Regions from separate parts of the Mus musculus genome. Here region 1 is linked to region 2. The links are chromatin loops, found by intact Hi-C in ENCODE. Cell type or tissue: gastrocnemius. All regions are shown on one strand.

Region 1 (5,000 bases), 480 kb after region 2:
GTCTTGGATGATATTATTCAATTCCATCACCTGTTTGGTCGTGTTTTCCTGCAATTCTTTAAGGGATTTTTTGTGCTTCCTCTTTAAGGTCTTCTACCTGTTTAGCAATGTTCTCCTGTATTTTTTAAAGTGAGTTATGAGAGTCCTTCTTGATGTCCTCTACCATCATCATGAGATATCCTTTTAAACCAGGGACTATCTTTTCGGGTGTGTTGGGGTGCCCAGGACTGGGTGGGGTGGGAGTGCTGCATTCTGATGATGGTGAATGGTCTTGGTTTTTGTTAGTAAGTTTTTTATGTTTGCCTTTTGCCATCTAGTAATCTCTGGAGTTAGTTGTTGTAGTTGTCTCTGGTTAGAGCTTGTTCCTCAGATCATTATGTTACCCTCTATCAGCAGACCTGGGAGACTAGCTCTCTCCTGAGTTTCAGTGTTCACAGTACTCTCTGCAGGCAAGCTCTCCTCTTGCAGGGAAGGTGCCCAGATATCTGGTGTTTGAACCTGCCTCCTGGCAAAAGCTGTGATCCACTCACCAGAGGTCTTAAGATCCCGTGGAGGATCCTGTGGGTACCTTGTGGGTGTTCGCAGACTCCCCGCCCAAGGTACCCCGGTGCTGGCGTGGACTGGAAGGGACTTGTGACCCTGATCAGGCCGGGTTTTCTGCTCCCCTAATTAATGCAGTCTCAGGTCCCATGAGATTGGATTGGAACAGAAGCTGTGTTCCACTCACCAGAGGTCTTAAGATCTTGTGGAGGGTCCTGTGGGTACCTTGCGGGTGTCCACAGACTCCACGCCTAAGGTACCCTGGTGCTGATGTGGACCAGAAGGGTAGCACATGATTCTTAATTGTACAATTGGCACCCTTTTGGTTCAACTATATTTCCCAGTCTAGGCAACTATATGCCTGATGAATTCTTTCTTTCTTTCTCTCCGTCTCCCTTTCTCTCTCTCTGTCTCTCTCTTTTGTCTCTATGACCAAATTTCCCACGGGGGCAACTTAATAAAGGAAGAGCTTATCTTGGCTCACATTTTCAGGATATTCTTCATCATGACGGAGAAGGCATGGCGTCTCCAGGTTGTGACTGCAGGAGGGTGAAGCTGTTTACTCTGATCTCTGCACACCATGAAATAGAAATCGGGCAGGAAATGGTGCCTTGTTATAACTTTCAAAATCCCCCCCTCCGTGACCCAATTAATTTAGCAAGACTCTACCTCTAAAGGTTCTACAACTTCCGCCATAGCCATCAGCTGGGGGCCAAATGTTTAAACACACAAGTCATTGGGGGCATTTTACATTCAAATCATGGTTCTCTGACAAGCTCTGAGGGCTCCAGGCACAGGAAGGAAGCCATGGAAACTGGAGACAGCTATTATGTAGTATTAAAGTGAAAGATAGGACTGCAGAAATAAGAGATGGGAATCAACATTAGATAATACTGTCCAAAGCTCTCTCAGAAATACTGTGAGATTAATGGTGTGTTCCCTGAAGTGGCTGAGTTGCCTGTAAATAAAGCTCCTTTTGACCGGGGTTTGATATCTTGCTTCTTTTGGGTCATGGTGCTGCTGTTTTCCATTGGGGTGAGATCTGTGCTAGTGCCTCACAGCCTGGTGTGTGAGAGAGGACTCTGGTTGGGTATAACCTGAGCAACCTCTGGGAAAGCCCTCCCCAGCAGCCATGTGGGAAGCCATGTCTGATGGGCTGATTGGTAGAATGGGAAGAGAGTCGAGCCAGAGAATGTATCTGAGTGAAGCAATAAGTTGAGGAATCCCACATTCAAAAACAGATGAGCTGACTACAATAGAAATAGCCACTCTGTCTTGACAGGCTTTATTGATGGTCTGCTAATATTTTGAAAGGGCTCCTGAGGCTAACACGATATATTTTCTCTTATATTGAGCAATACTTACTGATTGAGATTTCCTAAAGAACCAAGCTGTGGCTGTTTTATATAGAGGTTGAAAGCCAATGTTGGCTGTAAGCAAAATTTACGATGTCCGTTAATTAGCACTTCCAGGCACAATCAACACAGGTAAATTTGTAGCCAGATAAACAATGAAGGCTTTAGTTTGTTTGTTTAGCCTGCGTGTGTCCTGTGTAATATTTGGAACACACCTGAGCTAGAAAATGCAGCTGTCTTTTTAAAGTTCCGTGTAACTGGGTACCCTGTAGTTTATGTACTGAGACTGTTGGTCTTAAGCACTGCCTTTGTGCCATCCTGCTTCTTTATGCTATGCCACTGAAGCTCCTTCTAATAATAGTCAATTTCTCAACTCTATTAAGTCAGACTGACTTTGTGATTTTTTTTGACCCATAAGACACAGCCAAAGAGACATTGTGCAAATCAAGGCATGCAGGCTAGGCTACTATGTGACTCCCATCTTTGCTCTCCTGGAACCCTACAGCTATGTGTGTCAAAGGCTGGGACTCAGTTGCCAAGAGGAGCCACATGGAAAGAGGAGGCCCCATTCTGATTACAAGAGGCCATTGCTGATCCAGAGCTCTTGGGAACCTCCAAATGTTCATGACTTTTCAAATGAACTAGTTGAAGGAGCCAGCCAGCCAATGCACAGATTGCTGGTAGAGATGACTTACTGGAGTTGGAACCTATTCTACTTTGAGTTAGTTTTCTGCACAGCAGTAGATAGCTGATATAGTCCCACTCAGGACAAGCCTAAAAAAATCTTAATACTGGTATCAAGTATGGTTTGTCTCCAACAGGATGGGTAGACTAACAGACACTCTCAACACAAAACACAGGCAGGCCATATAAAACATTTAAGAACATAGTTATACCATATAAACAGGTTTGTATTGATAAAAGAAGGAAAATAACTAGAATTCAAGAATAGAAGTGAAGGAACAATCTAGAGGTCCAAGAATGCAGGGACCGGAAGTCATGACCAGGTGACAGGAAAGAGTGAAGGCCAGAAGGAGACAGCTGTATTTCTTCTTGTTCAGGCCCGCTCTTAAAATCTGTTAAAACTCATATGGAGATCCACAAAGCATGGTCTGGAGACTGACAGATTTTATCTAAAAATCAGTGTTATAGGCCAGGCACTAATTCCACTCAGGTCCCACAGTGCCCTCCTCAGGTCTACCCTGGGAATCCGGAGGCTCAAAAATGACTTCTGCCTCCAACCAGCCCTTCCTTCTCATACAATACTGCCTTTCTGAACTCAAACAGGGGAGGCTAAGACCAGTCTGGGTCAAAGCCATGACAGACATTGAGTGGATTAAGCACCTTTTCTAGGCTATTCACTTGTCCCATCTTTCCCAGGCTATACTCAAATGCAGGCAAAGCCATACCTATTCCTGAGGATGAGGAGGAATGGACAGATATTCTTAGGTAGCCCTTGATACCTAAACATGGTTAGTAGTACTTATAGAACATAAATCCCAAGTTAACTGAGCATAGATAGACTCACGATATGCCAGGTTTTAAATCACCATGACTGAGTTGCTTTCTGATGGTGTATTAGCTAGTTTTCTTGCTGCTTTGACAGATTTTCTGACAGAAGCAACTCATGTGAGAGAAACATTATTCAAGCCTATAGTATCAGAGGTTCTCACCTATCACAGTGGGGAAAGAATCAGCCAGCCCTTGGAGACAGTGGCTGCTCCTGTCTCATGCTAAAGATAGGAAGGAGAAAGCTCAAGGCCAGAATCAGGGCTGACTATAACCTCAAAGGCTCATCCCTAGACACCCACTTCCATTAGTAAGATCCTAAAGTCTCTAAACACACGAGAAACAAGAGTTTGAAACATGAGTCTGTGGGAGACATTTTAAATTCAAGCCAGAGCATCCTGGCCCTGAACATAATAGTCTCAGAACTATCTCATAATGCAAAATACATTCTAACTTCAAAAGTCCCTAGAATCTTAACAGTTTTAGTTCAAAGTCTCTTCTTAGACTCAAGGCAAATTCTTTGCTGTAAGCCCTATCTGATCAGGGGCTGCGCATTACATACTACCAGTATATAATAACAGGGTAAATACCCTCACCCGTAAAGTAAGGAATGGGGGCACCAGAGGAAAATGGAGTCAATGCAAGATGAAACCCAGCAGGACCATAGCTACAAAGGTCTACATCTTTGTGTTTGGCATCTGGAACATCTGGAGGCATGATGTGAGATTGGACAGCCCCACCTCTACATCCCTGCCATTTGTGGCCCATGTGTCCTCTCTCTGGGCTCATTTCCACTTGGTTTTATCATCTTTCCTCAGAAAATGCTCCATGTTGCTGGCATCCAACATCTTGTGGTCTCAGTTTCAACTTAGACTTCATCCTTAAAGCTTTCTGGATTGTCTCATGGGACCTCTCTATGGAGAATTGACCTTATACTTCTCACCTTCACAGGCTTCTGCTGAAATCTTGGCACAAGGTCCCCTAACCTCATGATTTTTGTATTCTGCAGGTATGCAAAACACTATGTGGGGGATAATTCAAATGTAGCTGGGTCTCCCTAGGAACCTAGGGCTCTGTTTGAATGGTGTGTTCCTATTCTTTTAGACAGTGTCTTCTTAAGTGTTTGAATTTTTTACATCCTAGAACCACTTGTGGGTGGGGTGTTCTTCATTATTGCTTCTGCAGTACAACATCCTCAATTTCTCCCTAATGTCCTGATCTCTAATGATTTTAGCATTTTGCCTCATTGGCATCACCCTGTCTGTAGCATGTTTAGTATGCTCATATTCCCTTCTCCACCAAATTACAATTCTATTTCTTTCCACTCTGTTTTTCTTCTCTGTCACCATAAAACTGACAAAATCCAGTCACCAATAACTTTGGAACTGGCTAACTGTCCTGCTGTTTTGAAATTTCTCCTGTGAAATGATTTAGTCCATTATTTCTGAATGTTCCTTCAGCATTTCAAGACACAGATAAAACATAGATTGCTGGTCAGAATGTAGCATGGTTAGCCTCTAGTCTAACTCCTTACAGAGTCTTTGTTCCCACCTGAAACCTCATGAACACAGTGTTATGTCTACATTTCTGCCAGGA
Region 2 (5,000 bases):
ATTTTAACAATTCTTTAGTAACGTAAGTCAGCTCAGTTGTGCTTTGGTTGTATTTTTATATGTTGTGTGGTGTAATTCAGTGTAATCTAAATTATCTTCCTGTTCTTTCCCATACTACCTTCCTACAAGGTCATTATCACCTGAATAACAGTGTTACCTTCCATGACTGAGCAGTCTGTGATCAAGAATGAAATGTGTGACCTAAAGTTACACAGTGAATGAGTGACTTGATAGCAGGCTTACTCCGTGATTTGTTCTTTAAAAAGAAAATACAAGGGTAAGAGTGCTGGCTGTACAAGGGTAAGAGTGCTGGCTGTTCTTCATATCAGGGCTCAATTCCCTGCACCCACATGGCAGCTTACAATTTTCTGTAATTCCAATTCCCGGGGATCTGACACTCTTACACAGACATGAAACCAGGCAAAGCACAAATGTACATGAAATGAAATTAAATAAATGATTTAAAAAAAACAAACACAATAAGCCAGTTTTAAGATTGCCTTTTAGATGTCTGTTCTCATCATGCCCCCTTTACTTTGTGTGTTAAAGTGCATAAAAACAGGTTAGTGTATTTTATATAATTAGAAATGTGAACACAGTATAAAGCACTGAACAAGGTGAACAAGAGACTTTCTAGTCTATTTATTGGATTTTTAAGACAATTTCCCTCATTAATTCTATATTTGAGGAGTTAACGCTCCTTTTGATTCCTCTTTAATGAAATTTCTCCCCCTTTTTTAGACGTTGGCAAAGGCCTGATATTTTAGTGAGCATAATAACTTTATGAGGCTTACTTCTTCTGTAAAATGTCTTAAGTAATTACATGCTTAATGTTTGTATGTCTTTTAGCTATCCATATCTGTAATCCATAATGGTATTTTTGATAGTCACATTATATTACTTGATGACCTGAGTACAGTTTAGGGCAGAGGATAAAAGATGAGGTATGGGGAAGGCAAAGGAAGCATGTTGTGTGTGATGGCTATTTTCTTTTTCTATGACTTTATATTTGACAATTAAAATAGAGTAAGCACTTGTAACTTAGAAATAGTTGATATGTTTTCTTTGTGCTCCTGGGATATTTTAATAGAAGACCAAGTGCACTGAGCTAGGTATTAAGCTGAGTAGATCCTGGTATACCCCTGTATTTGGTACCTATGTTTGTGGAATGTGTTTGTATGCCACTGTACCTGGTTTTCATGTATCATGACAGCAATGAATAGTTACTATATAGACTGTACCGCTAAAGTTATATAGTCTCTGGCCCCTTAAGGAAAAAAATGCCCCTGAACCAAAGAAAGTGAAGTTCTGTGGACCATAACAAGTTAAACTTTGACTATTATTAGATCATTTACCAAATACCTGTTTAGTACCAGTATGTGCCATGCAGTAAATGAGACTATATAGAAGGGAGTCCAGGCATACTCTGCAAAAATGTTCAACATTTTGCCAGTTACGATACAGCTTGCAGAAAGCTGATACTTAGGAAAGATCTGGGGAATGCTCACATAGCAATACTCCCTAGGAAAAGAGCCCAACAGTTGCCTGGCATCATAAAGATGCTGCAACCTGTTTTCTCTCTCATGTTCTGCTGGTTTATATGCTTGCTTTTAAATTGTATTCAGATGTGTTTTCTTACACTATTTGTTACCATACAGGATATCTGACTCTACTGGCAAGGATTGTCATCTGTTTTGTTCATTGATATGTCTAGTACCTAAAACACATAGCACTAGTTAGTATGAAAGAGACCTGCCTTACATGTTCTTAGTCTATTTTTGTACTTGGAAAGCATCAGCCTTTCATATATCAGCTATAATTTTAATGAACTAAATTGTGTCAGTGTTTAAGTTCTGTTATATGCATTTCACTGAATTAGTGAAGGGGGTCCTGTTTTGGTTTGTTTTTGAGACAGGCCATTGCTCTGTAACTCAGGCTGGCTTAAAATTTACTGTCTTCCTCTTACAAATGTCTGTTACCACAAAAGATTTGAACTTCTTAAAATAGTTCATATTGTTTGTGTATCACATTTAAATCTTGTGTGTCTTTGGTGTTTTGTTTGGTTGTTTGGTTCGTTTTTTCCAGATAGGGTTTCTCTGTGTATCCCTGGCTGTCCTGGAACTCACTCTGTAGACCAGGCTGGCCTCGAAGTCAGAAATCCGCCTGCCGCTTCCTCCCAAGTGCTGGGATTAAATGTGTAGTTTAACAATATTTTTAAGAAACTTCACTTTTTAAAAAGTAATAATTTTTACTGTGCAGTAAGATACACATCCAATCTTAAAATACTTGGTAAATCAGAATTCATTAGAACTAACTTTAACTTTAATTAGTGAATATCTGAGCTATCCAAGAAATCTTTATGCAAGGGGCCACAATAAAGAAACTGTAGCCATCGTAGCTCACTGTTGGGAGAAGTATCCTTGCTTCCATTACCTTAGTAGTTGTGTCTGGCAGTCAGGGATCCTGCACATACTGAACTTGATTATTTCCTTCCTATTTACTTGAAGGCCATTTTTACTACTTTTTATCAGCTGTCACCCACACTTAGTACCCCTGACATTACCAAGTTTCTGTTCTGAGGTTTTGTTGCTCATGTTTTTCTTTCTTGGTCCATCTAGTCTCTGTTTTCTCCCTTGCTTCTCTGCAGGGTTGTTCAGTCAGTGATGTTCTACAGTTGTTCATCCTTTGCTGATTTATTTTTCTATATGTCTGAGAACTTGAAGTCAGAAGCCATCAAATCACTTTGAATAATTCTCAGATATCTGCTATTATGTGACTATTTGCCCACTGGATGAAGAGAAAGATAAAAACATTTAAATGCTATTACTACCACATAAATTTTGTTAGCATGAAATGTTTAATCCTTTTTTGTTTTCTTATGGGTTTTAATGAAACCAACAATTAGGAAGAATTCTTTTGAAAGATAGTCTCATGTTATCTTGGCTTTTTTGTAATTGTAGACATTTTGTATCAGCAGGGGGCAGTCAAGCCAAATTTCATTCTGCTAGTTTATGAAACATGAACTTTTTATTTCTGTAAGTTGTTCTATGTAATACATGAATTGCATTTTATCATGCATTTATAAGCAAAATTCAAAGCTCATTTTTGGTAAGTCTGTTGGAATTTAATAAATATGTTGTTATAAAAGGTAATCCCCTTTTTTCTCTTAAATTAAAAAAGGAAATTGGCACATAAAGCCCATTTGTTGGATTTTGATGTTTTGTTTGTTTGTTTTGGTTGGTGACCACTTTACATAGATAACTTTTGTAGCTTAGTTTTTCCTTTACTAAGCTTTCCTGCTAAAGTGATTATAAAATTTCTTTATTTTGTCCTGTGAATTTGGGGATAGTTTTTAGTGGCTGTAGCATAATGCTCTGTAAAATATAGCCAACTCTTTGGTAGTATTTGTTTCCTTCCAGATCCTGTCTTGGCAATTGTTGTCTACTAGTGTTACAGATAACTGACATCAGTGTTAGCCTAGTAACTTTTCTTAGGGAAAGACACCATTTATTCTAAACTGTTTTGAACATATGCTGGAGGCAGTATCACTATATCTCCTGTTTTGTGTCCATAATAAGATTCAGGAAAACTGCCTTTGTGTAAACACTCGAGTGGCTCCTAGACAAGTATAGTCCTGTCTGCTGGTGGGCAGGAAAGAGCGGTGTCCTGGAATGTTGCTGAGGAGGAAATCTCTTTTGTGTTCTACAAATGATATCTTTAAACTTCTTAAGAATATCATTTTGAAATGATAGCTCTGTGTTGTGTTTCCTTCTGTTTGCTAATTTTCCATGCACTTAGTTCAGAAATGCATTTAATATGGGGAAAAAACATTGTGCTTGAAAACACATCTTTCTAGTATTTTTCTGTTAATTGTTGGTAGAAATGTCAGCGTAAACACTGAAATTGTATTGGTAGTAATCACTCCTTCTTGTTCTCTTAGTGTAAAAATTTTTGATAAATCTCTGCAGACTTAAAGGATACAGCATCTACCAGCTCCCCTTGAGAACTTGCACTGAAGAAATAATGTGGGAAAATGGTTTTTAACACAGAGATTATACTTTTTTACAAGTTAGATGTGATGGGGCTTAATTTTGTTATGAAAATTAGTTGTGTAAGCTTAACCTTAAATGTCTAATTGATGGCTGTTTATGTGTTTAATTATGATAGCTAATAATTCACTTTAGAATTATATTGAAGTTTCTGTTTAATGACTGAAAAATGGTTATGGCTAGACTTTTTAAGCAGTTACCGAAAAGAAAAAAATCCAAACATCATAAACTTGAAGAATTATGTCCAGTTTCCTGTGTTCATGGTTTCTTTTCTTCTTCTTCTTTATGAACTCTCATTGTTAAAAACCTCATTATTTAGTAATGATTCTCTACTTCAACCCTTCCTCTAAAACCCAGCAAAATGTACCAGGCTTGGTAATGCATCAAAGTGCTGAGGCAGGAAGGGTCCTGTCTTGGAAGTAGAAAAACAGAAGTACAATAGAACAGAGTGTGAGCTGTAATAATGTCCAAATACAAGATTTTTAAATGCTTGGTAATAATTTTAGAAAATTATTATATAATTACTATGATTACATAATTTTATTGATGTATATCAGACCTTATACACTTTTATTTGCATTAAATACGTTGAATATTATTCTTCATATTTATTATGCCTATTCTTTTAAACCTATGAAAAAGAATCGTGAATGTTCGGCAGTGGTGGCGCACACCTTTAATCCCAGCTCTTGGGAGGCAGAGGCAGGTGGATTTCTGAGTTTGAGGCCATTCTGGTCTAAGGAGTGAGTTCCCGGACAATAGCCAGGGCTACACAGAGAAACATTGTCTCTAACAAACAAACAAACAAACAAACACCCCCTCTCCCAGGATTTCAGGATTCAAAAGAATCCTGAATGTTGAATGTTGGGTTTACAGAAATTTATTAGGTCTTTGAAAGATAAGAGAATATAGGGCTGCTTACATACATGGTGATGTGATGTATCAGTTTCT

The links. A loop is a pair of places that touch in the nucleus more often than their neighbours do. Peaks named below come from ENCODE experiments on the same cell type or tissue, not always from the same donor. Only the 100,000 strongest peaks of a DNase experiment are listed, where the experiment ranks them.
Region 1: a loop joins it to region 2, with 2.8 times the contacts of the local background. A loop is called at or near these places in 11 of 42 quality-filtered maps.

Annotation. Positions count from the first base shown.
Region 1 is chr3:37,950,024-37,955,023 of GRCm38, forward strand. All of the region lies in intron 2 of Gm20755 (predicted gene, 20755), which reads left to right. Among named protein-coding and RNA genes, the nearest start is that of Gm22899, 43 kb to the right of the region's middle. In gastrocnemius, a CTCF peak has its summit at 3,082 (motif pointing left); a DNase peak (open chromatin) is centred at 3,085.
Region 2 is chr3:37,469,678-37,474,677 of GRCm38, forward strand. The region is part of intron 14 of Spata5 (spermatogenesis associated 5); the gene reads left to right. Among named protein-coding and RNA genes, the nearest start is that of Spata5, 52 kb to the left of the region's middle. In gastrocnemius, a CTCF peak has its summit at 2,958 (motif pointing right); no DNase peak of the experiment used is centred here; H3K27ac peaks cover 858 bases.